2 separate regions of the Homo sapiens genome follow, and region 1 is linked to region 2. Evidence: read pairs that join two places in POLR2A ChIA-PET (ENCODE). Cell type or tissue: OCI-LY7. All regions are shown on one strand. Links, peaks and the distances in the headings refer to the core of each region. The heading gives the core; the rest is flanking DNA.

What was found. ChIA-PET counts read pairs that join two places held together with the same protein. Peaks named below come from ENCODE experiments on the same cell type or tissue, not always from the same donor. Only the 100,000 strongest peaks of a DNase experiment are listed, where the experiment ranks them.
Region 1: POLR2A ChIA-PET joins it to region 2 with 5 read pairs; 2 of 35 experiments call an interaction of 5 or more read pairs at or near these places.

The regions. Positions count from the first base shown.
Region 1 is chr9:104,889,320-104,905,005 of GRCh38, reverse strand. ABCA1 (ATP binding cassette subfamily A member 1) reads left to right here. Exons shown (of 50, transcript NM_005502.4): 2 at 1,235-1,392. The coding sequence starts at 1,327. Among named protein-coding and RNA genes, the nearest start is that of ABCA1, 31 kb to the left of the region's middle. RefSeq lists an enhancer at 921-1,833. In OCI-LY7, for the core only: no CTCF peak of the experiment used is centred there; no DNase peak of the experiment used is centred there.
Region 2 is chr9:105,134,300-105,149,985 of GRCh38, reverse strand. It overlaps LOC105376197 (a long non-coding RNA gene), which reads right to left. Exons shown (of 4, transcript XR_930205.3): 3 at 15,060-15,205. Among named protein-coding and RNA genes, the nearest start is that of SLC44A1, 100 kb to the left of the region's middle. RefSeq lists a silencer at 8,097-8,146 and enhancers at 8,599-9,578, 9,579-10,558, 10,559-11,538, 11,539-12,518. In OCI-LY7, for the core only: no CTCF peak of the experiment used is centred there; a DNase peak (open chromatin) is centred at 8,115.

The DNA.
Region 1 (15,686 bases), core at 4,916-12,915, 250 kb after region 2:
GGGACTATTCCAGCATTAAATAAGGGTAACTGCTGGATGGGTGGCTGGGATACACAGAATGTAGTATCCCTTGTTCACGAGAAGACCTTCTTGCCCTAGCATGGCAAACAGTCCTCCAAGGAGGCACCTGTGACACCCAACGGAGTAGGGGGGCGGTGTGTTCAGGTGCAGGTGGAACAAGGCCAGAAGTGTGCATATGTGCTGACCATGGGAGCTTGTTTGTCGGTTTCACAGTTGATGCCCTGAGCCTGCCATAGCAGACTTGTTTCTCCATGGGATGCTGTTTTCTTTCCAGAGACACAGCGCTAGGGTTGTCCTCATTACCTGAGAGCCAGGTGTCGGTAGCATTTTCTTGGTGTTTACTCACACTCATCTAAGGCACGTTGTGGTTTTCCAGATTAGGAAACTGCTTTATTGATGGTGCTTTTTTTTTTTTTTTTTGAGACAGAGTCTCGCTCTGTCGCCATGCTGGAGTGTAGTGGCACAATCTTGGCTCACTGCACCTCCGCCTGCCAGGTTCAGCGATTCTCCTGCCTCAGCCTCCCAAGTAGCTGGGACTACAGGTGCCTGCCACCATGCCCAGCTAATTTTTGTATTTTTAGTAGAGACGGGGTTTCACCGTATTGGCTAGGATGGTCTCGATTTCTTGACCTCGTGATCCGCCTGCCTCGGCCTCCCAAAGTGCTGGGATTATAGGCTTGAGCCACCACGCCTGGCCGATGGTGCTTTTTATCATTTGAAGGACTCAGTTGTATAACCCACTGAAAATTAGTATGTAAGGAAGTTCAGGGAATAGTATAAGTCACTCCAGGCTTGAGGCAAAATTTACAAATGCTGCTGACTTTGTATGTAAGGGGAGGCATTTTCTTAGAAAAGAGAGGTAGGTCTCTGGGATTCCAGTATGCCATTTCCATCCTCAGTGTTTTTGGCCACCTGAGAGAGGTCTATTTTCAGAAATGCATTCTTCATTCCCAGATGATAACATCTATAGAACTAAAATGATTAGGACCATAACACGTAGCTCCTAGCCTGCTGTCGGAACACCTCCCGAGTCCCTCTTTGTGGGTGAACCCAGAGGCTGGGAGCTGGTGACTCATGATCCATTGAGAAGCAGTCATGATGCAGAGCTGTGTGTTGGAGGTCTCAGCTGAGAGGGCTGGATTAGCAGTCCTCATTGGTGTATGGCTTTGCAGCAATAACTGATGGCTGTTTCCCCTCCTGCTTTATCTTTCAGTTAATGACCAGCCACGGCGTCCCTGCTGTGAGCTCTGGCCGCTGCCTTCCAGGGCTCCCGAGCCACACGCTGGGGGTGCTGGCTGAGGGAACATGGCTTGTTGGCCTCAGCTGAGGTTGCTGCTGTGGAAGAACCTCACTTTCAGAAGAAGACAAACAGTAAGCTTGGGTTTTTCAGCAGCGGGGGGTTCTCTCATTTTTTCTTTGTGGTTTTGAGTTGGGGATTGGAGGAGGGAGGGAGGGAAGGAAGCTGTGTTGGTTTTCACACAGGGATTGATGGAATCTGGCTCTTATGGACACAGGACTGTGTGGTCCGGATATGGCATGTGGCTTATCATAGAGGGCAGATTTGCAGCCAGGTAGAAATAGTAGCTTTGGTTTGTGCTACTGCCCAGGCATGAGTTCTGATCCCTAGGACCTGGCTCCGAATCGCCCCTGAGCACCCCACTTTTTCCTTTTGCTGCAGCCCTGGGAGCCACCTGGCTCTCCAAAAGCCCCTAATGGGCCCCTGTATTTCTGGAAGCTGTGGGTGAAGTGAGTTAGTGGCCCCACTCTTAGAGATCAATACTGGGTATCTTGGTGTCAATCTGGATTCTTTCCTTCAGGCCTGGAGGAATATAATAACTGAGACTTGTTTTATTTCTGCAGAGGGTTCTAAGCCATTCACTTCCCAGATGGGCCAATAATGCTTTGAGTAATCTGGAGATCATCTTTAATGCGCAGGTGAATGGAACTCTTCCACAGAGGGATGTGAGGGCTGTAGAGCAGAGTGAACTCCCTGAAACTCAGACGTCAGCTCTTTGTCTCTCTATCTCTGAACACCCTTCCTTAGAGATCCCATCTCTAGGATGCATTTCTCTGTAGTTAGTTTCTAAGTCTCTTGTTCCTGTTCTGCCTTTATTTTTTTTTCCTGGATTCTAAGCCAGTATCCCCACTTGGCTGTCTTAATGTAGCTTAACATGTCTGTAATCAAAATGATCATCTTTCTGAGATTCAAAGGGCTATAAGGGACTTTGGAGAGAATTTCATTCAGTTTTCCTCAAACTAGAATAATGCTTGCACTGTCTGTAAAAGAACAAAAGTGTCAAAGCATCCTTTTGTTCACTAAATTTCCTTTTTTATTATAGTGTTACTTAAATATTAGGAAGTAAAAGTAGGTATAAACTTCTTATAGGCTGTTATTATACAACTATATGACCCATACATATTTACAAATTAAGTGCAGCCAAAATTGCAAAATCAATACCATTCAAATTAATACCTTAAATGTGGTGAGGCAGCTGTTGTTCAACTGAAACCAAATTATAAGTTGCATGGCAGTAAATGCTATCATGCTGATCATTTTGAGTTTGGCCAGTCTATATTATCATGTGCTAATGATTGAATTCTCCACCCATTTTTCTACTTGTATGACCTTAATTTGATGGCACCTGTTCCATCCTCATGAGTTTGCTACAATTATACTGGTGCCAACACAATCATAAACACAAATATAAACTTGGGCTTTGAAATCTTGTGCCAGAACTTGGCTTTAAAGTAAGCATTTAAAAAATCCATATGTGTTTATTAGACTTTGTTTAGATGACTGTTGAAATGAAAACAAAGTGTTTAAAATCCTCTTAGAGAACTTAAATATAATCCCTCAGCAATATGTATACAGATCTTCCTTTGAGAAAAACTGATTGTGTTCAGCCTCTCATGTTACAAATGGGGAACCTGAATTCTGAGGTCTCTAGTGAGAGAACAGGGACTGGAATCTGTGGATCCTATCTGTTTTAATAATAATTGTAAAGTATAATAGATAATATTATATTAATAAAATAAAAGCAAACACTTAGAATGAGCTTCCATGTGTGAGGCACTAACTGATTAGGCATTATTAACTAGATTTATTCCTTTTAAGGCCCCGCGATGTACTGTTATTTCCACATGTTGTAGCTGGGGAACGTGCTACTCAGAGAGGTTAAGTAACTTGTCTGAGGTCCACACCACTAACAAGGAGCACAGGTAGGGTTCAAATCCAGATAATCTGACTTTGGAGCTGGCACTCTAACTCAATGTGCCTAATCGCTTTTCAGTGGTGTCATTATTTTGCCTATTCTCCATCTGAGAATATTGAAGTTTCTGACTCCTTCCTTGCCTTTCTCCCTGCCTCCCGTGGTTATCCCCAGGTCTTGGTGTTCCAGTCCTCTATGTCCGTCCTTACTCTTATTCCTTTGCTACAGTGTGATCCAGGGCTCCTGCCCCTTCTTATCCTGGTAGAGGGGGCCCACTTGCTGGGAAATTGTCTCCGCCATGGTTTATCCATGTTGTGTGTCCATTAGTGAGTAGTGGGAAGAATCATATCATGTTGGCAATGAAAGGGGGGCTATGGCTCTGGGGTAGTCTAGTCTGAACCTCTTATTTTACGGATGAGAAAGCTGAGGTACAAAGCAGGGAAGGGATTTCTTGAGGTCACCCAGCCAGCAACTGAGCTGCAACCAGAAGCTGAGATCCCCAGGACTAGGGCCGAGCCTCATTCTGTCCCATCACAGTGACTTTTCTTCCCTCCTCCAAACTATTTTTATTTTTTATTTTTTTGCAGCTGCTTAGCAGCTTGAAGTTAGAAGAAAGGGCAGGGAAAAGGTTTTCCGTGCTTAGCCAGGGAAGGAATCCTGCAACAGGATGTGGGGTTGGGTCATTCAAATTGGGCCAGACTCCACTGGTCTTGTTGCTTCTTGCTTGGTATTGCAGATGGGTTTAAAAGTGTTAGGATTAGAGAGATAGGCAGGTTTAGCCAAAGGCAGTTTGTAGCCTTGTGGCAGAGTTCTTTTTAAAGAAGGAAGTGGGATGCAACACCCTGACACAAAGGGGCTTAAGTTGTTATACCACTGCCTGCTAACCTGTTTTCCTTAACTCTCTTCCTGATTTCTAAAGGAAGTATATTTTGCTGAATCAGAAAGAAAAGTGATTTATTTCAGGTTGCTGATGCTTAGATTGTTAGAGTTGGAAAGATCTGGCTTGCATCTTGTACAGCTGACAGAACTGGGGCTCAGGGGGGCACAGGTGCCCAGAGTTGGTCAGTCAGGAAAGTAGCACCAGAACCAGTCTCCTGGTGGCCCTACAGTTGCAGACCCTTTTTTGCTTTGCTCTCTGTGTATACTAAAGCTTCTATGTCTCTGAATCTCAAGTTCTGACTGGTAGCTACTTTCCAATCCACCTGGCTTAGATTTCTAGATTATATTGTTTAGACGTCAGAACCTCTTAAGGGTTTTGGGGCCACTTGTTAGCTCACATAGTGAGAACCAGCCCTGCCCATTAGGTAGGGGAAGAAGTTAGCAGTCCATGATAGCTGTTGCCTGCAGCGTATGGATGTTCATTGCACAGTTCCTGTCTCCTGAGATCCTGGAGTGTATACGCTTGGCCTCAGAGCCCAGCACAGAGCCTGGCCCTTGGGACATGCTTAGTAAGTATTTACTGAATGAGTGGGAAATGTCTTAAGGCCCATTAGTTTGCAGGTCTTGAGGAGGCTCCCTTGCACTAGGAAGAATAGAAAGCATACATAAAGCCTGTGTGCTGCCGCCAGGAAGACTAGAAACGCTATGTTCAGCCTGGAGCTGAATGGTATACCCCAGAGCAACCCTGTTGAAAGGCAGTGCTTGCCTTTTCATTCTGTGTCCTGGTTTGCTGGTAACTCCTGGGTCCCCTGCCTCTCCTGTACCCCCATTGTGCAGACTGAGGGGGGACCATCAGCCAGGGTTAGTTTTCCGCTGTTTCTGTTAGGCAAAGAATAAATTGAATTGAGTTGTGAAAGTTGGGTGCAAAGCTCAGTTTGGGTCCAAAGTAACAGTTAACTTGTGTGGGTGGCAGGTATTCAGTACAAACAGGGCTGGGGACAGGAAGGGGAAGAGAACTTCAGAGCTTTCACGATCCTCATCTGGTTTTAGGCTGATCCAGAGGCCAAGGTCCCCATGGAACAAACTGGACAAAGTGAGGGTGGCCACATGGCCTCTTTTCTTTTGCCTTTATTATTAATTTTCTCAAATAGATCTGACTAGTCATGTGGCTGGGAAAATAGTTAATTGTGATTTTTTTTTTTTTAAACTGAGTCTCACTCTATTGCCCAGGCTGGAGTGCAGTGGTATGATCTCAGCTCGCCGCAACCTCTGCCTCCCGGGATCAAGCAATTGTCATGCCTCAGCCTCCCGGGTAGCTGGGATTATGGGCACACAGCACCACGCCTGGCTAATTTTTGTATTTTTAGTAGAGACATGGTTTTAGCATGTTGGCCAGGCTGGTCTTGAACTCCTGACCTCAAGTGATCCACCCACCTCAGCCTTCCAATCTGCTGGGATTACAGGCATGAGCCACTGCACCCAGCCAGAGTACCACTATTTGGGCATTCTTTAATGAAAAAGAATGAACTATCCAAAAATTAAAACTCCTCATTTATGAGCTTTTAGAGAATTTTACAGAGTAGATGGAAACTCTCTGCATCCTTTCCCCACTTCTAGTTTCACCTGACACATTTCTTCCCTGTCCTTACTCCTGGGCCGGCAGCAGTGGTCATGATTCCAATCCCAGCTTGGCCACCATCTGCCTCAGTGGCCTAGGAAAACTCCTTTCTCCAGAGCTTTAGTTTTCTCTTCTACGGAATGAAGAAAGTTAAAACAAATAGACATTTATTGTTTCATTTGGATAAATATCTATTAAGCATCTATTACTTGTGGTATGGTTAGCTGGGTATATAGTGGTGAAGCAGCTGGGCATGAGTACTGCTTTCGTAGAGCTTACAGTTCAGTGAGGCCAGCAGATGTGAAACATATCATCACACAAATAAAAATATAACTATCAACTGTGATGAGGATTATGAAGGAAAAAATCCGGCAAACTATGGTACTGGTGTTAGATACTAGCAGGTGTGGGTAGGGATTTCATTTAGATTGACAGGTTGTCACATTAAAGCTGAGAGCCCTGAAGTTCAAGCAATGGTTAGCCAGGCAAAGATCAGAGGCTTAGAGATAGGGAAATCCATTCCAGGCAGAGAGACTGGGGGTGCCTGTCCCCTAGGTCAGGGAACAGAAGAAAGCCAGTGGCACTGGTGGAGTGAATAAGACTGGCGGGGGATGAGTTGGTAGTAGACATGACCAGATCATTTAGGGCCAATTCTCCTGGGGAAGGAGAATTTAATTTAATATTTATTTATTTATTTATTTATTTATTTATTTATTTATTTATTTATTTTTCAAGACGGAGTCTAGTTCTGTCGCCCAGGCTGGAGTGCAGTGGAGCAATCTCGGCTCACTGCAACTTTTGCCTCCTGGTTTCAAGCGATTCTCCTGCCTCAGCCTCCTAGTAGCTGGGATTACAGACGCCCACCACCATGCCCAGCTAATTTTTGTATTTTTATAGAGATGCGGTTTCACCATATTGGCCAGGCTGGTCTGAAACTCCTGACCTTGTGATCCTCCTACCTCGGCTTCCCAAAGTGCTGGGATTACAGGCGTGACCCACAGTGCCCCCTGAGAATTTAATTTTATTTTATGTGCAAGAGGATTCCCTGAGGTAGTCAGGCCACATTGTCTGGTGACTCTTGGGATAGAGGGAACTTGAATGACAAAGGCCCAAGAAAGCAATTGTAATCATTACATATACATGGACCATTTTATGCTGTTTTCTTCTTTCATTTAACATTATTTAGTGTGCGTGTTCACATATTTCTAAATCATCTTCTGATTTAGAATAATGATTTCTGATGTGTAGGCTGTGTTTTATAGTTTTGAAAGTAATACTTTGATATCCATTACTTTCTTGATTCTCACAGCAATTCTGAGGTGTATGCGTTGCAATTTCTGTTTCACAGATGAAGAGAGTATTGTTAATAAGTTAATGGCCGGGCATGGTGGCTCACACCTATAATTCCAGCACTTTGGGAGACCAAGGTGGGCGGATCACTTGAGGCCAGGAATTTGAGACCAGCCTGGTCAATGTGGTGACACCCATCTCTACTAAAAATACAAAAATTAGCCAGGCGTGGTAGCACTTGCCTGTAATCCCAGCTATTTGGGAGGGTGAGGCAGGAGAATTTGCTTGAACCTGGCAGGTGGAAGTTGCAGTGAGCCAAGATTGCACCACTGTACTCCTGCCTGGGTGACAGAGCGAGACTCTGTCTCAAAAAATAAAAAGTTGCTAAGAGGAGGGCTGGGATCTTTTGGCTCCAAATCTACTGTGGGATGATGCCTTTGACATTCCTGATAGCTGTGCAGTAATCCATTAACACAGTTTTTATAAGTTCAAACCCTGTTGCCAACATTTAGATTGTTCCATGTGTGCTGTTACAAATAAATTACTATAAAGATTCTATACATTTAATCTTTTATTATTTTTGTATTATTTCTGTAGGCCAAAATCTGAGGAACAGGATTACTAGGTTGAAGGGAAATGGCCCTTGAAGTGTCTGATCAGATGTCTTTCCAGAGGATCCAACCAATTTAAATAGCCACCATCAATGCATGAGACTTTGTAGTTCAGGGAAGGCAGGCCTGGTTTTAAAAATCATTTCCCCTCTCTAGCATTTTTCTGATGTGATCCTTAAGATTTCACTTTAGTTTTCCCAGGTCTCATTGGCATGTATGCTGTTAGGGATGGGTCTAAAATTAATTTTTCTTCACATTCATATCATGTCATCCCAGTGATTATTTAATAAATAATCACTTGATTAAATAGTGATTCCTTTTCTAGTTATTTTTGGGACATTTATTAAAACCTGGATATGGTGGCTCATGCCTGTATTCCCAGCACTTTGGGAGGCTGAGGTGGGGGGATTGCTTGAGACTAGGAGTTCAACACCAGCCTGGGCAGCATAGCAAGACTCCATCTCTATAAAAATAAGGAAATTAGTCAGGCATGGTGGTACTTGCCTGGAGTCCCAGCTACTTGGAAGGCTGAGGTAGGAGAATTGCTTGAGTCCAGGTGGTCAAGGCTGCAGTGAGCTATGACCATACTACTGTACTCCAGCCTGGGCAACAGAGTGAAACTCTGTCTGAAAAAAAAAAAAAAAAAAAAAAAAAAAAAAAAAAAAAGATGTGTAGGGAGCAATTTTGGAGTTATTCATTTGGTCATTTGATATGTAGTTTTAGTTTTGGTGCTGATAGAGCCCAGAATGTACCCTGAATTTGATGAACATTCTGATATATGGGGGAGCTCATTGTCCCCCACTTACCTTTTTGCCTCTCAGAATATCTTTTGATATTTTTATCTGTTTTTTCCCCATTGAATGTTATTACCTTATCAAGCTCAAAAAAGTACCCTATCGCTATTTTAAGTTCAGTTGTGTTAAATCTATAAATTAGCTTGGGAAATTTGGATATTAAATGAACTCATGAAGAAGCAGAGTTTAGCTCTCCTTAATTCTCATCTTCCTTTATTTATCCTACTACAGTTCTGTGGTTTTCTTTTATGTAAGAAGCACATGTTTGGCTAAGTTAATGCCTAGGTTTTTTTGTTTATGTGTCCATTCTCACTGTGGATAGTATTCTCTTTTCCCCACATTATATTAATTTAACTGGTTTTCAGAGACTAATAGCAATGCTATTATTTAGGAGAATTTACCTTGGTTCTGATTAACTTACCCATACTTGCAAATCATTTGCAGCTTTTTAGTTAACTTTGTGAGTTCTCTTAGATTTACGACCATGCCAGAAACAGAAAGGATATTTTCATCTCTTCCTTTCTGATGTTTATTCTTCTTGTTTCCTTTTTTTATCCCCCATTATATTCTCAAGAATCTCTCAATACTAAGAAATAGCGACTTCATTTTTCAGCGCGGAGTGCATTATTTTGGCTACCATGATTCAGAAGCCTCTTGCCTAAGGCCCAATTTTATTCTGCTAGTTTTCTCTGTTCTTTGTACATGGCCCTTGCGCTGCCCTAACCTTGAATTAACGTGGCTAAATCTCAAGAATTTAAGAGCACCGTGACTGTGTCCTCAGGCTAGGGAGGGAAATGGGTTCACAGAGTGACTGGATTGTGGTCTATGAACTTCGGCAGCCAGCAGCAAAAGTCAGGCATGAATAATCAAGTGGACAGTGAACATCTGTAGTGTGGGAGATGTTGGCATAACTATGAATGATGATTCAAGAGTGGTTTGATGCATATTGAATAACATGATGATAAGTACTAGACTCTGTGCTAAGCCTTCTATGTGAAATACATTTAATTCTCATAATAACTCTAGAGCAGTGGTTCTCGACCGGGGCCGGTTATCCCCCTACCCCACCCCACCCTCACCCTTCCACCAGGGACATAACATCTGGAGATATTTTTGGTTGTCACAATCCTGGGAATGTATGTGCTGATATTTAGAGGTTGAGGTCAGGGATGCTGCTGAACTTCGTAGAATTCATAGGAGAGTCTCTCACAACACCTATCTGGCCCCAAATGTCAGTAGGGTCACTATCAAGAAAATCTGCTCTAGCAGTGCCTGCTCATATTATCCCCATGTTGAAATAGCAAGATGGGAAGTGCAAAGTGGTGCTTCGGTACTCTTGGAGCAGCTTTGACTTTGGTGAGAAACGCCTTTTAAAAACAATGTTTCTTCCCATCTTCCCACCCCATGGGGAGGTGTGGGGTTGGGTGGGTAGGCACCAAAGCAAGATTTAGAAGAGTTTTCTGTAGGAATTTATAATGGTAAAGGATCAACTTCATTTCCAAGCTATTTATGAGGGTTTATGTTTAGGAAAAGTGCTAAGCTTAGAGAAGGAGGAGAAATCTGATTTTATTAATGAGTGTAGCCATAATGGCATATCCTGGCAGAAGTCAACTTTGGTTTCTAGAGGGAGGCTATTATGAAAAGAAATACCTGGAACATTCCCCTGGGTTTGGAAGGTGAGTTCTAGGTTCAATGATGGGAAGAATTTTAGAGGTCCAAGATAAAAGGGCAAAGATTAAATTTTGTCTCTCATGAGTTCTCTGGCTCAGGTGGTGTGAACTTTGCAGACAGTCTCTTTAATTCACTCATACATGCTAGTCTCCCAGCTCAGCAAGGGCTTTGAGAGAGCAGGTGTCTGTATGCTCTGGTAAGTGAAGGCAAAGTGCATAAGGAGGTTGGGGTCCATAATGGCGAAGAGAAGGAGCCCTTCAGTCAGAGTGGCTTTGAATCTTGGCTCTGCCATTTGCCAATCTTGGACCATTGGGCAGTGTATTAACTCTTTGAATCTCAGCTTCCTCTTCTGTAAAATGTGTATAACAAGAGTACTAATTGGATTGTTTGATGATTAAATGAGTTAATGTGTATAAAGCACTCACAACCCTGGTACATAGTAAGACCTTTCATTATTATTATCATCATCAATTTTTTTTAACCTCTTTTCCTGATCTGCTTACACTCACCAGCTTCAGCTGCTCCAAATGGCTTGTAAGATTTTTTGTTTGCCCTTTGCTGTCAGTTGCCATGGGGAAGATCCATTCATTTTTTTCAGTCAACCAACATATTTTGAGCATCTGCTGCCCTACAGGATCCTAGATATGGGGGCTGCAGAGATATCCAGGAACATAAGCCTTGATTAATTGGGTCAGATCAGTGCTCAGCAGGGCTGGCAAGTGCTAGGTTTCTTTTAAGTGGCATATCTTAAAAGGTATATGTCCTAAACATAGCTTTGTGATGGCAGCATGATGGGTACAAAAGCACACACTTAAGTGTCAGTAGATCTGGGTTCAAACATTGGTGCAGTTTCTTATGGCTCGTAACTTGTTCAAACCTCAGTTTCTTCACTTCTAAAACGGTAATGATACAACCTACCTCACAGGGTTATTATGAATTAAATACTGGAGATGAGATACACAAAACGTCTTGAGTACACAGTAGCTGCCCAATATTGGCTGTAAGTATTATAAATCTACAAGCTGTGAATTAATTTTACCTCTCTGGATCCTGTTGATATTTCTAGACCATTCCACCTAGTGGGGCCATTTCCTACCTGAGTCACCCGTGGTGTCAAATAGAATGTCATGTGGCCTCCTGAGTTGGGTAGAATTGGCTGCTCATCTCAACCCCGCTACTGACTATCTCTGTGATTTACCCTTCCTCCAGCCTTAGCCTTGCTACATATAAAATCAAGACAATAATGTTTCCTATCTCACAGGGTTGTCCTGAGGATTAAATTAAGTAATTAATATAAAATGTGCCTTGTACATATTGGGCCCTAAATAAACAGTAGCTACTATTTATCCTTAAAGTACAAATGGTAGTTTCAGAGCTTCAAGGCTGATGGCTATTTATCTTACTCATACTCTTTGTTTAGCTTCATTTTTTTCCCCTAATTTCATTAGTATTTTCTTTTCTTTTTTTTTTTTTTTTTTTTTTTTTTTTTTTGAGGTGAAGTCTCACTCTGTTGCCCAGGCTGGAGTGCAATGGAGCGATCTTGGCTCACCCCAACCTCTGTCTCCTGGGTTCAAACAGTTCTCCTGCCTCAGCCTCCCGAGTAGCTGGGATTACAGGCTCCCGCCACCATGCCCAGCTATTTTTTTGTATTTTCAGTAGAGATGGGGTTTCACCCTTTTGACCAGGCTGGTCTTGAACTCCTGACCTCATGATCAACCCACCTCAGCCTCCCAAAGTGCTGGGATTACAGGTGTGAGCCACCACGCCCGGCCTCATAAGTATTTTCTAAATTTATTTACAGTCATGCCATTTAAAAGGAAAGTTGTATTCCTGTCTTTGTTAATATTTATAAGTGATTTTATTCAGCTACAAGCTTGGAATGGCATATAATTTTGTATTCTGCTTTTTTCACTTAATATTACATGGCTAATGATTTCTGTGTTTCATAAACATTATTCTGATGATGGCATGATATATTGTTGAGTACATGTACCATAATTGAATCATTTCCCTATTGCTATGCAATTAAGTTGTTTCCAATATTTTGCAATTATAATGTTTCAATGAATGAATAACTTTATGCATATAGCTTTTTGATATCTTAAGTTCAGTTTCCTAGGATGAATTTCCAGGAATAGTAATTGGGCAAATGGGATAAACATGACTCTTGAATACGTATTGTTAACATTGCTTTCCCAAAGGGCTCAACTGATTTATATTTCCGTGTTCATTATCTTTTAAACCAGCTCATTTACTCACCAAACATTTTTAAAGCCATTATCATGTGGTAGGCTTAGTAAGAAGAAAGTGACCCTAAGGGAGAAGCTTATATATAAATAGGGTCCCTGGTGTACCAAGTGCTGATACAGACACAAAGTACCTGGGGAAATTGAGATGAGGGAGTCCTGGCTCAGCTGGGAGAAAAGTTCATTTTCATAGAGTCATGGTTTTGTTCTTTGGCAGAAAGAAAATTGCTTTCTTCCCCACCCCCACCCCCAGCTTTATTGAGGTATAATTGACAAATAAAAATTGTATATCTTTAAGATATGCAATGTGATATATATGTATATCTCAACTTAAAAAATAAGCTACAGAATAAAAAGGTGTTTGCTATTAAAAAAAAAGAAAAGGCTGAATGTCATTCCCAAGCTTGGAAATTTGAGTATGTTGCCTCTTTGGGATTATTTACAGAAATATTAGCAAGACCAGCCCCATCTTTGGTCTTGAGTACTCCACTGTCAGCATGCTTTCTTCCAGAGAGGGATCCATTTGCCTTTATTTTTCATTCTGTTGTGCCGTCTATGCAAACTATTCTTGATAGTTTTATGGTAACAGTGTTTTTTTGTTCCATGAGATAATTTATACATGCTCATTGTGGAAAATTTAGAAAAGACAGGAAAGTATTAAAAACATCACTTTTTTTTTTTTTTTTTTTTTTTTTTTTTTAAGAGACAGAGTCTTGCTCTGTCGCCCAGGCCGGAGTGCAGTGGCGTGATCTCAGCTCACAGCAACCTCCGCTTCCCAGGTTTAAGTGATTCTCCTGCCTCAGCCTCCCAAGTAGCTGGGAGTACAGGCATGCACCACCACGCCCGGCTAATTTTGTATTTTTAGTAGAGATGGGGTTTCACCATGTTGGCCAGGCTGGTCTCAAACTCCTGACCTCAGGTGATCCGCCTGCCTTGGCCTCGCAAAGTTCTGGGATTATAGGCAGGAGCCACTGCGCCAGCCACACCTACGTTCTTATCATCCTAGTACATCCACTGTCATTATCTTGCTGTATTTCCTTCTGCCCAGTCTCACTCTGATCATGCAGTGGCGTGATCATGCAGTGATCTCGGCTCACTGCAACCTAGGCCTTCTGGGTTCGAGTGATTCTCCTGCCTTAGCCTCCTGGGTTCAAGTGATTCTCTTGCCTTGGCCTCCCAAGTAGCTGGGATTACAGGCATACACCCCCATGCCCATCTAATTTTTGTATTTTTAGTAGACACAGCGTTTCACTAAAATTTTGTATTTTTAGTAGAGATGGGGTTTCACCATGTTGGCCAGGCTGGTCTCCAACTCCTGACCTCAGGTGATCCGCCTGCCTTGGCCTCACAAAGTGATTACAGGCATGAGCCACTGCATCCATCGCCAAAAAGATTTTTTAAAAGAGTTTAATGTAGAACCATATCAAAGGTCTTTGGAAATAAAAAACAGTTTTTTAAAAATATCAGAAATAAAACAACAAATAAATAAATAAATAAAAACACCCAAAACAATCTGAAGCACGAGCACCTAGCAGAAAGGTTCAATTATGATCTATTCATAGAGTGGAATATCAAGTAGACATTACAGGACATGTTTTAAGATTATATTTTATGTCATGGGAAATGCTCTCCCAGTATGATGTTAAATGAAAAAACAGAATACAAAAGTATATATGCTGCATAGTCTCAATATTGTAGAGAAAAAATATTATTTATGTATGCATGAAAAAAGACAAAAGATGTTAACAGAGATCCATTGTTACTTCAGTTTACTAGGGATTGTCTCTGGGAGGTAGGATTAAGGTGATTTATATTTACCTTTTTAAACTTTTCTGTATTTTTTTATTTTCAAATTTTCCATAAAAATATAAGGACTTGAAGATCAAGAAAAAATTTCTGCTTTGGCTCAGTGCAGTGGCTCACGCCTGTAATCCCAGCAGTTTGGGAGCCCTAGGGGAGAGGATCACTTGAACCCAAGAGTTTGACGTTCCAGTGAGCTATGATCTCCGGATCGTACCGCCTGGACGATGGAGCAAGACCCTGTCTCAAAAAAAAAAATCTTTGCTTTTTTTTTTTGTTTGTTTTTGAGACGGAGTCTCTCTCTGTTGCCCCAGCTGGAGTACAGTGGCACAATCTCAGCTCACCGCAACCTCTGCCTCCTGGGTTCAAGCGATTCTCTTGCCTCAGCCTCCCAAGTACCTGGGATTCCATGCACCCACCACTATGCCCAGCTACTTTTTTGTATTTTCAGTAGAGACAGGGTTTCACCATGTTGGCCAGGCTGGTCTCGAATTCCTGACCTCAGCTGATCCACCGGCCTTGGCCTCCCAAAGTGCTGGGATTACAGGCATGAGCCACTGTGCCCAGCCCAATCTTTTGCTTTTTTTAAAAAAAGAAGACAAAAAGGGATTTTATACCAGTATTATCTTGGCTGTGTGACTCTGAAGCCACAGTTGTAAGTTATAATTACTCTGAAACACAAGGCCCTGTGACTCTTTTGGGCTCTTTGGTGTTTATCTTGATTACAACGTTGGAATATAGAAATGAAAGGAATGGGAGAGGTGATAGACTTCAGGCAGTGTAACTAGTTGTCTGAACACTACTGGCTCAATTATATTGTGTCTAGTGATTTCCATCTTGTCCGTCTGCTAATTTATCGCCTGGTAACTCACTGAGGCAGGGTTTTCCTTTGGAGAAACCTCATTGTTTTAACCAGTGTATCATGCTTGTTTAGAAGTTCAATGATCTTTTTAACTCATCGGAGAAGATGATGACCAGACCTGGACAGATGGGGAAGGACTTTGCACTCTCTCTTTACAGTCCTGAGTGCACACAGGTCAATATGGAACTATGTGTGAATTTTCATTGTCTTTGAGAGCCCTCTTCTCTGCCCCATAGGGAGCAGCTTTGTGTGCAATTAGAGGAGCAAGGGTTGTGTGTATTTAGCACAGCAGGTTGGCCTGGTCCTCTCCTCTCAACATAGTCACCACATACCTGGCACTATGCTAAGGCTGGGAATGCAGACAGATGGGTGCCTGCTTTCAGAGTGCTCAATGTGCTGAGGAAGCCAGCAACAGAAACAGATGATTTCAGGAGCTCCAGGAAAATGCTACAGGAGGAGTGTGCCTGGGTTACTGGAGTAGCACAGGAGGAGGGCTTCTAGCTCAGGCTGAGATTTTAGTAAAGGAAATTATGCCACGATGAATCCTGAAGAATGAATAGAAGTGAACCAGATAAAGCACGATAGGAAGCATCTTCCCTTACCTAAGGGAAGACACAGAGGTATATGGAATGGTATGTTAAAAGGTTGGGACTCCAAACAGTTCTGTTAAAGCTTAGAGAGTGGT
Region 2 (15,686 bases), core at 4,348-12,347:
TAACATGTTTGTGAAGAAAAAGAGGTGCTCTCTCCCCCACAAAATTTTATTATTTTTTATTTTATAAATAAAAATATATTTTTAGAGACAAGGTCTCACTAAGTCACACAGGCTGGCCTGGAACTCCTGGGGTCAAGGAATCCTCCTGCTGCAGGCTCCTGAGTAGCTGAGATTATGGATGTGCACCACCATACCCACCTCACAAACCTTAAAAAAAAAATTTAGTTGAGCGAATGCAGCAGCTAGCTCATGTTCTGGGAGAAATGGGAGCCTAAGAAGGAAAAGACAGAATGTTAGAAGAGAATTACCGGCCAGGTGTGGTGGTGCACGCCTGTGATCCTAGCACTTTGGGAGGCCGAGGCGGGTGGATCACTTGAGGTCAGGAGTTCGAGACCAGCTGGCCAACATGGCAAAACCCTACCTCTACTAAAAATACAAAGATTAGCTGGGCATGATGGCAGGCATCTGTAATCCCAGATACTTGGGAGGCTGAGGCATGAGAATCGCTTGAGCCTGGGAGGTGGAGGTTGCAGTGAGCTAAGATCGCACCACTGCACTCTAGCCTGGGGGATAGAGCGAGACTCTGTCTCCAAAAAAAAAAAAAAAAAAAAAAAAAAAATTAGTCAGGTGTGATGGTGCACGCTTGTAATCCCAGGCAGTCAGGAGGCTGGGGCACAAGAACCACTTGAACCCAGGAGGCAGAGGTTGCAGTGAGCCAGGATCGCACCACTGCACTCCAAACTGGGTGACAGAGTGAGACTCTGTCTCAAAAAAAAAGAAAAAAATAAAAAGAGAGAATTACCTATTTGACAAAATGTTGAGAGTCTGTACTCTGCATCTTAACTCAGGTGAAGATGATGATCCGTGAGGTGGGATCCCATTGCATAATGCACAGCTTCCTGCCATCTCTCTGGCTCTATCTCACTCCTTTTTCTTCTGTCAACTTCTCTTTCCTTCCTGAAACAACTGTCACATTCCTTTCTAGTGGACATTTACACCACTCAGACCCCTTTTAAGAAGGACTTGCTGCCCATGTCCAGGGAGTGGGTTTGCAGACAGCCTCCAGCTGTCCAGCAGCTTCAGGGTCTATTCAAGCAGGGAGAGCTGCCTTGCCCAGGGTCATGCTATTCTCTGGGGAGCCCACAGCCGGTGACTGAGCAGGGTAGAGGCATAAAGGCTGGGCCATTTCAGCCTGATGGGAGACACTCTGATGGGCATACTTGCTCCAGAGCTCCCTCCCTGGTTAGTTGTGGCTTTAGTGGGCCTGCATCACAGGTCAAACTCTTCTGCCCAATCCTGCCTCCTCCTCCTTTCTTTCACAGATATTGATTCCTAATAAACACTTTTAAAATATGTTTAAAATACATCAGTTTTATTGAGATATAATTTACATACCATAAAATTTGCTCTTTTAAAGCATACAGCTAAGTGGTTTTAGTGTATTTATAAAGTTGTGCAATCATCACCACTATCTAATTCCAGAATATTTTCATGACTCCTAAAAAGAAGCTCCATACCTATTAGCAGTCACTCCCTATTTTCCCTTCCCCTATCCCCTGGCAGTCATTACTCTACTTTCTGTCTCTAGATTTGCCTATTCTGGATGTTCCATATGAATGGAATCATATAAGTGGCTTTTGTGACTGGCTTCTTTTTTTAGCCTAATGCCCAGCCTGGGCAACAAGAGTAAAACTCCATCTCAAAAAAAAAAAAAAAAAAATTAAAAAGGGAAGAGAGAAGGACCAGTTGAGAGGTGATGCCAGAGGGACTGGTAAGGGCTGCATTATTAGTGGCATTTATGTCATGATGAGATATTTGGACCCTTCCTGAAGCAGTGGAGACTCAGAGAAGGCAGGTAAGGTGTGATCAGATGTGCCCTCGCTTCATTTGTGGATTACAAATGGTGGGCAGCTCTTCTGTCTTCGAAATCATTCTGAGTCAGTCGGAGCCTGGGAGGAGGGATGTTGCTGGAGGTGAAGGGATGAATTGTAGGTTGAAGAGGGCATCAGAATGAATATCAGGGGCGCAGGATATGCACATGAGACTCAAGGGAAGGTGGAAAGGTAGCAGGGGAGACAGGCAGTGTGGCATGTTGCAAAGAGCATGGGCTTTGGAGTCGGACACACCTGGGTTTTGATTCCTTTTTCATCTCTTAGCCACTCTGTAGTGTTAGGCAGATTACCTAACTTCTTTGATTGGCTCTTTCTTAATCTTTAAAAGGAAGATAATAACCCTAACCTCTCAGTATTTCCTTGTGAGGCTGAAGTGAGGTAACCTATATAAGGCAATCAACTCCTCTTAGCTCATTTTCCCTGTCTCCATTCCTAGGGCAGGCCCAAGAGGTAGCACCCAGGGTGGAGGCCTAGAGTTGGATCATCAGGTAACCAAGGGCAGAGGGCAGGGAAGGTCAGGGGAGCCTGGACCAAGGAACAGGAAGTGGGAGGGAGAGGAGGGCCAGAATTTAGGGAATTGCAGGGCTGGACCCAGGCAGAAGTATCTCTGTATGGATGAAATTTTTTTGAAGCTTAATTCTTTCTGAAGTTCCAGAACTACCTTTCTCTGAAACACTAATTCAGGCCTCTCTGCAACTGTGAATGGTGGCCACTGGGATCCATTTGGATGATGGAGCCTGACAAACCTCACACTGAATTTTAGCCTCTGACAGTGGGCCAGATACAGTGAAGCCAAAGGCTGTGTTTTGGAAGGCACAACTGCCTAGGGATGAAGAGTCTGTAACCAGCCACCTCTATCCGTTCTTGCTTTCTTTTTCTTATTTATTTATTTTTTGGAGACAGAGTCTTGCTCTGTCACCCAGGCTGGAGTGCAGTAGTGCCATCATGGCTCACTGCAGCCTTAAACTCCCGGGCTTAAGCGACCCTCCTGCCTCAGCTTCCCAAAGTGCTGGGAATATGGCCGTGAGCCACCATCCCTGGCCATGTCTTGATTTTTAAAAAGCTATTTCGCATCTGTTAGTTTTCACTTCCAAATGATACATGGTTGAGATCCATGGCCTCTGCAGCAACTTGCCACCCTGTGATGCTGGGACTGAGAGTCAAGTGGAGTTTGGCAGCTACTTCTGAGCCATCCTGGACACTTGCCATCCCAGATGCTAATCTCATCCATCCCGGGATCTGCCACTTATCAGCTGAATGGAAAAACTGCCGGCCTCCAGAATCATAAACACAGTGCAGAAAACCATGCATTTGACCTGTTAGAGATCACTCTTCTTCTGTGGGGAGATACTGCCAGCCTCCCGAAAGAAGAAAATGATACAAGAGCTGTGTGTTGACCTGTTGGGAATCTCTCATGGCACCACCATGTTTAAGAGTGCAAGGATAATTGAGGCATGTGGTAAGGAGCCCAAGGCCACAAGAAAACCTAAAGCGCTTCCGTTCTTTGATGCTTAATCAGGATTTGTGGGTATGTGATTGTTCCGTGTTCATTTATTTGGCAAATGTTTGCCCAGAACTTCCTATTACTCTGGAATTTATGCAATTGCGTTTTTTTGGATTAAAGATGATAAAATAGAAGCAGTTTCCCATGGTTTGATCTCATATATGACAGGCACCATGCCAGGAGCTGGAGATGCGAAGAAATGAAACATAGATTCTGGCTGAAGGCGCTTACAGAGTCCAGAGAGGAGGTGGACACAAATAACTGGAATTCAAGTGATACGGGTTCTATTACAGATGTGTACAAAGGGGTGTGTGGTACATACCCAAGAGCGAAGGACCAAAGCAAAGGCTTCCCAGAGATACCACTTGGGTTTTAGTATATGGAATAAGAGTTTTTTTTTGGTGAGGCCGGGCTCAGTGGCTCATGCCTGTAATTACAGCACTTTAGGAGGCACAGAAGGGTGGATCACCTGAGATCAGGAGTTCAAAAGCAGCCTGACCAACATGGTGAAACTCCGTCTCTACTAAAGGTACAAAAATTAGCTGGGTGTGATGGGGCATGCCTGTAATCCCTGCTCCTTGGGAGGCTGAGGCACGAGAATCTCTTGGACCTGGGAGGCGGAGGTTGCAGTGGGCCAAGATCATGCCATTGTACTCCAGCCTGGGCAAAAAGAGCAAAACTCCGTCTCAAAAAAATTTTTAAGAAAAGAGAGAATTTTTTTGTGAAATTCTCAAAATTGATCAGCTATGCTAGGGATACACAGTGAGGTGGCTTTGTACTATGCCAGGTTAGCTTAATGTCTATAATAAATTCTTTATTCTACATTACCTATCATCATTCCGCTTCTCTGATCGACCCCTGACTTTTGCACACGGTTAGTCTCCATTCACACTGTGTTTGATTGATCAGCATTCCATAGTTAATGACTACGTTAAGTAGCAAGGAATGATGTATTTTCAAATGTCAGCAACTACAAAGATGCCCCGGAAACTTTCTTGCGGGGAAGTCTATCATTGCTTTCCCAAAAGGCATCATCACTCTATTTTCTTTTCTCTTCTCCTGACCCAGCCCATCAAGTCCAGATCCCAGGATGTATGATAGGAGGCTCTGGAAAGCCAAAAGGCTTGAAGGATTTAGAGAACATGCATCTGAGGAACATTAGTGACAGATAGGACTTCTGACCGGGGGAATGGTCCTCTCCCCGCTGACCCCCACCATTAGTGTGTGACAACTCCTAGGAGCTCTGCTAAGCTATAAAGAACCTTGGTGCCCTTAGTAGCATTGCTCTCAAAAGAAGTGTTGTTGTGAGGATTAAATGACACAATGTGTTTATATCTCTTAGCATACTGTTCCTAGTACATTGTAAGCACTCAATAAACGTTAGCTTTCACTATTCTTTATTGTGGTAAAATATACATAACATTAAACTTACCACTTTAACCACTAAGTGTACTGTTGAGTGTATTAAGTATATTCACATTGTCTTTCAACAGTCACCACCACTCCATCTCCAGAACTTTTTCATCTTCCCAAACTGAAACTTCATACCCATTACACAATAACTCCCATTTCTCCCTCCCTCCAGCCTCTGGCAACTATCATTCTTTCTGTCTCTGTAAATTTGTCTACTCTAGGAACCTCATATAAGTAGAAACAAACAATATTTGTCCTTTTGCAACTGGCTTATTTCACTTAGCATAATGTCTTCAAGGTTCATCCATGCTGTGGCATGTATTCGAATTTTCTTCCTGGCCAGGGCTGGTGGCTCACGCCTGTAATCCCAGCACTTTGGGAGACCTAGGCGGGTGGATCACCTGAGGTGGGGAATTTGAAACCAGCCTGGCCAACATAGTGAAATCTTGTCTCTACTAAAAATACAAAAATTAGCCGGGCATGGTGGTGTGTGCCTGTAATGCCAGCTACTCGGGAGGCTGTGGCAGGAAAATCGCTTAAACCTGGGAGGTGGAGATTGCAGTGAGCTAAGATCGCACCACTGCACTCCAGCCTGGGTGACAGAGTGAAACTCTGTCTCAAAAAAAAGAAAAAGAATTTTCTTCCTTATTAAAGCTTTATAATATTTCATTATATGTGTATGCCACATTTTGTTTATATGTATAAACCACATTTTGTTCATCTGTTGACTGGCACTTGAGTTGCTTCCATCTATTATGAATAATGCTATGAACATAGGTGTACAAATATCGTTCAAGTCCCTGCTTTGAATTCTTCTGGGTGTATACTCAGAAGTAGAATTGCTGGATGATATGGTGCAGTCATACATCACTTATTGACTGAAATACAGTCTGACAAATGCATCATTATGCAATTCTGTCATTGTGCAATTGTAGGGTGCACTTACACAAAGATGCACCCTACATGGTAAAGCCTACTACACACCTAGGCTTTATGGTGTAACCTATTGCTCCTAGATTATAAATCTGTACAGCATGTTGCTGTACTGAATGCTATAGGCAGCTGTAACACAATGGTAAGTATTTGTGTATCTAGACATATCTAAACATAAAAAAGGTACAGTACAAATATGGTATTATAATTTCATGGGACCATTGTGGTATGTGTAGTCTGTTGTCAAACAAAACGTCCTTATGTGGTACATAACAATAAGTCTATGTTTAATTTTTTGAAAAACTAGTTTCCATTATCATGATCAGTTATAAAGTTGCTTCTCTAGGGAACAAAGGGGACAGAGAGACTGGGCAAAGAAGAAAGTGTCAAGGTCCCTTGCAGCTTGAGGAATCCAAGCCCAGTGCTGTGTGTGCCATGGCCCCAGCATTTACTCTGTCGTTGTGCACCTTCTTCCTCTGCTTGAGTTGGAACAGGACATGAGAGGAAGCCGATGGAAGGAGGGATGGTGGGAAGGATTAGGTTACATAAACGGAGAGAGCAGCCCTATATGTGTCACAGGGGTGATTGGACACCTGAGGCTTTAGTTGTGCAGCTCAAGTGTTGCTCTGTTTTCCTGCCCCACTGGTGGGTATTGAGAGGGGCACTGGCGCAGTGGAGAGAAAGGCCTGGGGATGCACACTGTCGTGGCACTTCATCCTGTAGGACCTGGAGCCAGGTAGTGAAGGCAGCATGAAGTTGACTGAACTGGCAGCCTCGGGGAGCCTGAAGGCCAGGGCTGCTCAGGACCTGGAAAACATCTGGGAACTTATTCCCAAAAAACCTCAGAGCCCTAGTTTTTAAAAATGGCTCCCTCCTTCACAGGGGGGCCAACAATGTGTATGAAAGTTCTGGAAGATATGAAATGGTATCATCCATGGCTAAGTTCCTTCTTCACAAATGGCTGTTACCCTCCCAGATCCCTGGCTTCTGCTTCCTCCTGGTGGGGTGCTGTCGGGTATCTCTTGGGCTCAGCCACGTACCCAGTTATGAGCCAACATTCCCCTCAGTGCAAGTACGTAGAAATGCGCGACGCTCTCAGATGCAACAGCACGCAGTTCTGCTCTAATTCCTAGATTTCCTTTGGTACAAATCAGACTCCAGTTTTTTTCTCAAAGGTCACCCTCCTTCACTCAATATCACATAGCCCAGGAGTTACGAGGCTTCTTTGCCAGCCTCCTTCCCAGAGATTATTGGGGGTGGCAGTTCTCCTTCATAAAGAAACTCAAATTTAGACTTTTGGGGTTCTTTCCAAATGTGGTTATTCACACGAAGATACAGGATAAGAAGATCACATTCATTACACAACCATGAACTTGTGACGCATTACTGGTCATTTTGACAACAGTGTACTATAAGTTATTTTAAAAACAAATCTTAAAAGTGTCTTGTCAATGGAATAATTATATCATGTTTGGGTTTTTTTTTTCGCTGTTAAAAGCATTAATTTAATATATTTAAAATATGTCATAAATTTGGTATCCATTCCTGGTTTGGCTCAGCCTGCAGAACTCATCTATCCCTTAGTCACTGTGGTTTTATTTCTAACTTCAGAGTAGGAGTAATGTGCTAGACCTCAAAGCGGAGGCCAGAGCCCTGCTGTCTTACACGGTTGAACCAGACCTTTTTCTAGGACTAGCGCAGTTGCTGCAGAGGTTTTTTTGGGTGGGTTGTCAGTGGTCACTTTTGTGGATTCTAAGCAGTGATACCAGGTTGGAGTCTCCATTGCTGGCCACAGGTCACCTGGTTCTGTCTTGAGTAAATTGTCTACAGTTTAAACTCCTGTTTTTTGTTTGTTTGTTTTTTTTGAGATTGATTCTCGCTCTATCACTCAGGCTGGAGTGCAGTGGTGTGATCTTGGCTCACTGCAACCTCTGCCTCCCAGGTTCAAGAGATTCTCCTGCCTCAGCTGGGATTACAGGCTTGAGCCACCACACTCAGCCGTACTGTTTAAATTCTGTTCAAGACTTCTCAGGCACAGATTCTGGACCTCCTGGTTGCATCTGTGGAGTAAAGCCTGAGCATATTTAGGCCAGTTTTCTTGGACCCTTCCCCATAATGGTGTGTATATTTTTACCAAGCCCAGTGATATAATTATTTCTTGCTGCATGATAGATTACCCCCAAATTTAGCAGCTTAAAACAGCAAGGATTTATTATTATACACATTTTCTATGGGTCAGCAGTCTGGGAGGGGTTTAGCTGGGTAATTCTGGCTCAGGGCCTCTCACGAGGCTGCTGTCAAGCTGTCAGCCCAGGCTGCAGTCATCTCAGGGCTGGAGAATTTGTTTCTAAGCTCACTCACTTGGTGGTTGCTAGATCTCAGTTCCTCATTGGCTGTTGGCTAGAGTCTCCCTCAGTTCCTCACCATGTGAACCTCTCCACAGAGTGGCTGACAACATGGCAGCTGGCTTCCCCCAAAGTGGTTGGCATCCCCCAAAATGAAAAAGAGATCCCAAGCTGGAAGCCACAGTCTGTAAATGACCTAATCTCAGAAGTGACATGCCATCACTCCTGCATATACTGGTCTGATCACACAGACCAACCCTGCTGCAATGTGTACAGGGTGCTGCACAAGGCTGTGAATACCAGGAGATGGGGATCACTGGGGTTCATCTTGGAAGCTGGCTGCCCCACCCAGCTCCTCACTCAGCAAGCCATGCCTCCAACTCTCGCATTATGATAAAGGCAATTGTTTAATCCAGGTAGTACCTTCTAGGGAGTTCCTAGTAGGATCTAGGCACTGTCCTAAGAGCTTTGCGTGCATTAACTCACTGAATGCTAGTAACCTAGAGGTTGATACAAGGGTTCCTGTTTTGTGATTTCAGAACCTGGAGCACAAAGTGGTTAAGTAATCATTACTTTACACTGTGTCCCGGAATGAAAGAGATATTGCTCAGAGCTCCACATATTTCTTCATTTTGCCAACTTTTTGGCTAGAAATAGAGATCCTTGATCTGCATCCCTTTCGGGGCTGGCTGTATTATCTGCCTTTCCCAGTCAAAGACTGAGTTCCTTAAGGAGCCCAGGGCTCTGACCCTTCAAAGGACCCTGGAGAAAAGAGCTTGCCTTTGAATTTCTCCTTAGGGGAGGATCTCCCTGGGCCTGCCGTCCCCTTCTCTGCTGTTACTTCGGGACACCAGTTGCTGCCAGTCTGAGCCAGGGGAAGGGAAGGGTTCTAAATTTCAGAAGATAGAACAGTTTAGCAGAGGACTGAGCCTTGAGAGGAAGGAGAGCAGGGAAGATACAAAGCTACTGCTCCAGTCTACAGTTTAAGGGCATCTGCAGTCTTCTCACCAACCTGCCTTCCCAGGCTATTTCCCATCTCTCACTCCCAGAAACAACAAATCACTCATGGTTAATAAACACATTGTCATTTTCTTTGCCTTTGTGCCCTTGTTTTCCGGTTCCGGTTCCCTGCTCCCTCCTACCCCTCTCTGCCTACTAATGCCTACTGACTTCAAGACCCAGCTAAAAATCACCCTGAGATATCTCCCTCTGGGCCGGTTCATCACAGATTTTAATGTAAACAGAGCCCTTGTGCAAGAATTCATTTTGAGGCCCTGTTAAATTACAGACTTTTATTCGGTAGGTCTGAGGTGGGGCCCGAGAGTCTACAGCTGAAAGAACTCCAGGGTAGCGTAAATGCAATTGATCTCTTAACCACACATTGAGTAGCAAGGCGCCACATCTCATCTTTCCTTTCATCCTTTTTGGAAATGTAAGCCTATTTCATGGTAGAAGCTATTTTAAGGGAAACCAGATGTCTTATACTGGCTAAAATTAATTTGGCATTCAGCAATTATTAAATTATTTGGTAGATATGTAGGGTGACCAATGCCCTGATTTGTCTGGCATTGTGGGGTTTCCTGGGACGTGAGACTTCCACTGCTAAAACTGGGAAAGTCTTAGGAAAACCAGAATGAATTAGGTATCTTGCCTCTGGTGGTTAGAGTGAGGGTGATGTGTCCCTTTCCTTATAACCTTTCCACCAGGTGCAGTCTTGACAAAATTTTACTAAAGCTATGAATGTTTATTAGCCAGCAGGCATAAGAACTGTCCTAGGCCGGGTGCAGTGGCTCACACCTGTAATCCCAGCACTTTGGGAGGCTGAGGCGGGCAGATCTCTTGAGCTCAGGAGTTCGAGACCAGCCTGGGCAACATGGGGAAATGTTGTCTTTATATTTAAAAAAAAAAAAATATATATATATATATATATATATATATATATATATATATATATATATACCGGGTGTGGTGGCATGCACCTGTAGTCCCAGCTACTCAGGAGACTGAGGTGGGAGGATCCTTTAAGCCCAGGAGGCAGAGGTTGCAGTAAGCCGAGATTGCACCACTGCATTCCAGCCAGTGTGAAGATCCTGTCTCAAAAAAAAAGAACTGTCCTACGCTGGTTCTTGGGGCTTGGGGAGAGCCATTCTCTGCCTCAGACACTACAAATAACACAAGCATGGTCGGTTCTCTCTAAAATAGACACAAAGAAATTACAGTGACAGGACCAACTAACCTTATAGTAGGTTAAAGTTATAGCCTCTATGGAAAGAGACACAGCACCAAGGGAACAATAGACCTTGTCACTCCACCAAAAATGATAGACTGCTTATTGAATTTGTATACTTCATTCAAACATGAGCAGTGAGCATGGTCTTGCAGTTAGTGAGGAGCCCTGAAGGTTTCAGAGGCGAGTGCCTGTCTCAGGGCGTTGAGTCAGCCAGGGAATCAGCTCTGTATCTTTCTCAGTTTCAGGTTTTGTTGGTCTTTGTGATATTTTGCCTGGAGGATGGGTGGAGGGTCACCTCAAGAAGCGACCACAACTCAAAGTTATTTTATTCTACATTGCAAAGTATGCCAGATAGAAGAAAACGCCCCTTAGCTTCCCTTTGTCATTCAACACCAGGAAGAAAGAGGAAAATGGAATTGGTTTTCTCTTTTTTTTTTTTTTTTTTTGAGATGGAGTCTCTGTCGCCCAGGCTAGAGTGCAATGGCGTGATCTCGGCTCACCGCAACCTCCACCTTCTGGGTTCAAGCAATTTCCCTGCCTCAGCCTCCTGAGTAGCTCGGACTATAGGCGCCTGCCACCACGGCCAGCTAAGTTTTTTGTATTTTTAGTAGAGATGGGGTTTCACCATGTTGGCCAGGCTGGTCTCAAACTTCTGACCTCAGGTGATCCACCCACCTTGGTCTCCCAAAGTGCTGGGAGTACAGGCGAGAGTCACTGCACCCTGCCTGGAGTTGGTTTTCTTTGGGCTCTGAGGAACACACAAAACAACAAGACCCGTCAGAGTTCAGAGAAACCAATCTCGTGGGGCTACATTGGAACAGCTGAAGGTTTTTTCTTTTTTCTTTTTTTACATTTTTAGACTTCCCTTTGTTTTCTTACAAAACATAAAAACTCAGACTTTAGTTGCCTCTAGGCCTTTCAGAAGAAGCCAGCTGTGGGGAGGGAGGCGGGGCCGCTAGGAGTTCTGCGAACAGATTTTTCAGAGCAAGTGTTAGCATCAGCGGAGCTCTGGTCCTCCCTGTGGATTTGTAAACCAACCTCTGACACCCATTCAGCAAAACAACTTCACCTTTCACCTACTTTCTTTGTTTTCCAGCTGTTTGGTGCATGTTCTGTGTGCATATGTAAGCAACTCTTGATGATTTTGTTTGCTTATACTATTTCCTTCTCAATAAAGAGAAAGAATAGGGCATGAGTATGTCACTGTTGGGCGGGACCCCAAGGGGATCTAGAGATTGTGACCCAGCATCAGATGACAACCCTGGCCTCAGACAAAGACCCTTTGTTTCACAGATGAAGCAACTGACACCTGGATGACTTGCTCCATGCTGGCAAAGGAGTGATTGGATCTAAAACAAGATTTTTAATGCTCTCAATTAAAATTCAGAGTCTCAAGGTTGAAAAGGACTTTGACAATTACATATCCAACCTCACACAGATGCTTGAATTCTGGTCTCTAATGAGTGTACAGTGGCCGGGCGCGGTGGCTCACACCTGTAATCCCAGGACTTTGGGAGGCCGAGGCAGGCGGATCACGAGGTCAGGAGTTCGAGACCAGCCTGACCAACATGGTGAAACACCGTCTCTACTAAAAATACAAAAATTAACTGGGCGTGGTGGCGCATGTATGATCCCAGCTACTCAGGAGGCTGAGGCAGGAGAATTGCTGGAACCCACGAGGGGGAGGTTGCAGTGAGCCGAGACTGTGCCACTGTGCTCCAGCCTGGGTGACAGAGAGAGTGAGACTCCATCTCATAAAAAAAAAGGAGTGTAGAGTGGCCACGTGGCCACTACTGGTCTCACTGGAAGATGAGGAGATCACAACTGTCCCAGCAAATGGAAGCTCTTTCATTTATTTCCATGGGTGCAGGATATCGCCCAGGCTGCAGTACAGTGATACGATCTTACCTCACTGCAACCTCCACTCCCGGATTCAAGTAATTCTCCCTGCCTTAGCCTCCCAAGTAGCTGGAAATTACAGGCATCCGCCACCACACCTGGCTAATTTTTGTATTTTTAGTAGAGATGGGGTTTCGCCATGTTGGCCAGGCTGGTCTTGAACTCCTGACTTCAGGTGATCCGTCTGCCTTGGCCTCCCAAGGTGCTGGGATTACAGCTCGCCACTGTACCTGGCGAGCTCTCTGTTTTTGAATCCGTTACTTTCTATCAGAGTTATACAAATATCAATGAATTTTCATTAAAAAGGCATTTCCTGGAGCACACTTCATTTACCTTTGATCAGTTAATCGGAGAACACTGAGAAGCCTTTAATTTCCACAAGGGATATAGCCTTTCCTAAACATAACCTGCTTATTTGAGGCAGAATATCTTGTAACTCTAACCTTACATAGAACAAATTTAGGAAAATGCTGGTTTGAGCTATGGAATAAAATTCTTAAAAAGGTACATGTTAATTAATTTTTTTGTGAGTCAAATATTTTAAATGTAATAAGAGGAATTTACCACTCAAAAGCAACCAATGGAAAATATATTGCTAAACATAAAGAAGATTATTTATGTAATATAAATAAAAATGTTGGTGAACATATTCTGTATTATGAATCATTCTGGAATGATGTATGCAAATCTCTCACTCATTCTTTTCGAGATAGGGTCTCACTCTGTCACCTAGGCTGGAGTGTAGTGACATGATCATGGCTTACTTTAGCCTCAACCTCCTGGGCTCAAGTGATCCTACTACCTCTCAGCCTCCCTAATAGCTGGGACTACATGTGTGCACCACCATGCCCAGCTAATTAACAAAAAAATTTTTGCCCGTGTACAGTGGCTCATGCCTGTAATCCCAGCGAGGCAGGAGAATAGGGCCTGGAGATAGGGAACATGAGGCTGATCCACGCTGACTTCCTAGAAGTAAATCAAATAAAAGCACTTCGGCAATGACAGAAATGTGAATGGCTTTGTAACTTCACTTCATCCTCTCCATTTACATAGATCACATACACCAAGTAACATCCTCTCCATTTACACTAGGGTGCATTCTGAGTAAACGACTCTGTGACTTAACTTCATTCTCTTCATTTACATAGAATATTTGCCAAGTAACCAATGGGAAACGTCTAGAGTATTGAAACCTCAGAAAATTCTGTGAGCGGGGCTCTTGAGCACCTGTGCTCAGGCCTACTCCCATACTGTGGAGTGTACTTTCGTTCTCAATAAATCCCTGCATTTGCTTTCCTGTCTTTGTGAGTTTTGTCCAGTTATTTGTTTGAGACCCCAAGAACCTGGACACCTTCTATCAGAACACCAGCACTTTGACAGGCCGAGGGTGTGGATCACCTGAGGCCAGGAGTTCGAGACCAGCCTGGCCAACATGGCGAAACCCTGTTTCTACTAAAAAAAAATTTAAAAATTAGCTGGGCGTGGTGGCGTGTGCCTGTAATTGCAGCTACTCAGGAGGCTGAGGCAGGAGAATAGTTTGAACCCTGGAGGCAGAGGTTGCAGTGAGCTAAGATCAAGCCTCTGCATTCTAGCCTGGGTGACAGATGGGGGAGTCTCACCACATTACCCACGCTGGTCTTGAACTCCTGGGCTCAAGCAATCCTCGTGCCACAGTCTCCCAAAATGTTGGAATTACAGGCATGAGCTACTCTGTCTAGCTACAAATATCTTAATGCTTACTTTGTATGTAAAATTTTGGGGAAACTTTTATTTTTTAATTTTGTTTGGCTGCATTTTAAAAATTTCTATATTGGGCCAGGCACAGTGGCTCATGCCTGTAAGCTACTCGGGAGGCCAAGGCAGGAGAATCACTTGAACCCAGGAGGTGGAGGTTGCAGTGAGCTGAGATCGTGCCACTGCACTTCAGCCTGGCGACAGTGCGAGACTCCGTCTCAAAAAAAAAAAAAATAAATTCTAAATTGAACACAACTAAGTTTTAAAAAAGCAGCCCCAACAGCAAAAAGACTCGAGACAAGAAATGACAGATCCTATAGGAAACTGAAGAATGTGTTTGGTAGAGAGAATAAGCATTATTTCTTCTTTTATCTCTTGTTTGTTTGTTTATTTGTTTTTTGAGACAGAGTCTCGCTCTGTCGCCCAGGCTGGAGTGCAGTGGCCCGATCTTGGCTCACTGCAAGCTCCACCTCCCAGGTTCACACCATTCTCCTGCCTCAGCCTCCCGAGTAGCTGGGACTACAGGTGCCCGCCACCATGCTGGCTCATTTTTGTATTTTTAGTAGAGACAGGGTTTCACCATGTTGGCCAGGCTGGTCAACTCCTGACCTCATGATCCACCCGCCTCGGCCTCCCAAAATGCTGGGATTACAGGCATGTGTCTTTTATCTTTTGTGTAAGCCAGGGAGATATTCTCTCTCTCATCCTGTGTAAGAAATGCATGGCTAAAGTATCATATTCCTCGTATAATTTTTCTGATCAAAAATCTACTGTAATATCTGCCTATAAATGAAGTCTAACCTCCTCTGTCTGATTTTTAAGATGCTGTGTAATCTAACCCCCTTTTATCTCTCAGATTTACCTAATGCTGGTTCCTTTCTGATAACATGCCACTCCAGCCAGGCTTACTTTTTCTTTCCATTCCTTTTGTCCCTATGCTCTTTGCTGCTTCAGTGTCTTTGTTCATGTTTTTCAGACCAGAATGTCCTTTCTACCTCTCCAAATTCAAGGCCATTTGTACCCCACACTGATTTTTCCTTTTCCTGACCTTTGATGGCATTTCTAGACTATACCATACCATTTATCATTGACTGATTCACTGGGCTTACCTAGGCTCAGCCCTTGATGCTGACTGGCAGAGGCAAAACTTAGGTTGCTGGCTGCCTAGGTTGCTGGTGTTACCAGAAAAGGGGTCCGCATCCAGAGCTCAGGAGAGGGTTCTTGGATCTCACGCAAGAAAGAAGTCAGGGCAAGTCTGCAGAGCAAAGTGAAAGCAAGTTTATTAAGACAGTAAAGGAATAAAAGAATGGCTACCCCATAGACAGAGTAGCCCCGAGGACTACTGGTTGTCCATTTTTATGGTTTTTTTTTATGATATGCTAAACAAGGGGTGGATTATTCATACCTCCCCTTTTTAGACCATATAGGGTAACTTCCTGACATTGCCATGGCATTTATAAACTGTCATGGCGCTGGTGGGAGTGTAGCAGTGAGGATGACCAGAGGTCACTCTTGACGCCATTTTGGTTTTGGTGGGTTTTGGCTGGCTCCTTTACTGCAACCTGTTTTATCAGCCAGGTCTTTATGTCCTGTATTTTGTGTGACCTCCTATCTCATCCTGTGACTTAGAATGCCTTAACCGTCTGTGAATGCAGCCCAGTAGGTTTCAGCCTCATTTCACCCAGCTCTTATTTAAGATGGAGTTGCTCTGGTTCACACGCCTCTGACACTGGAAT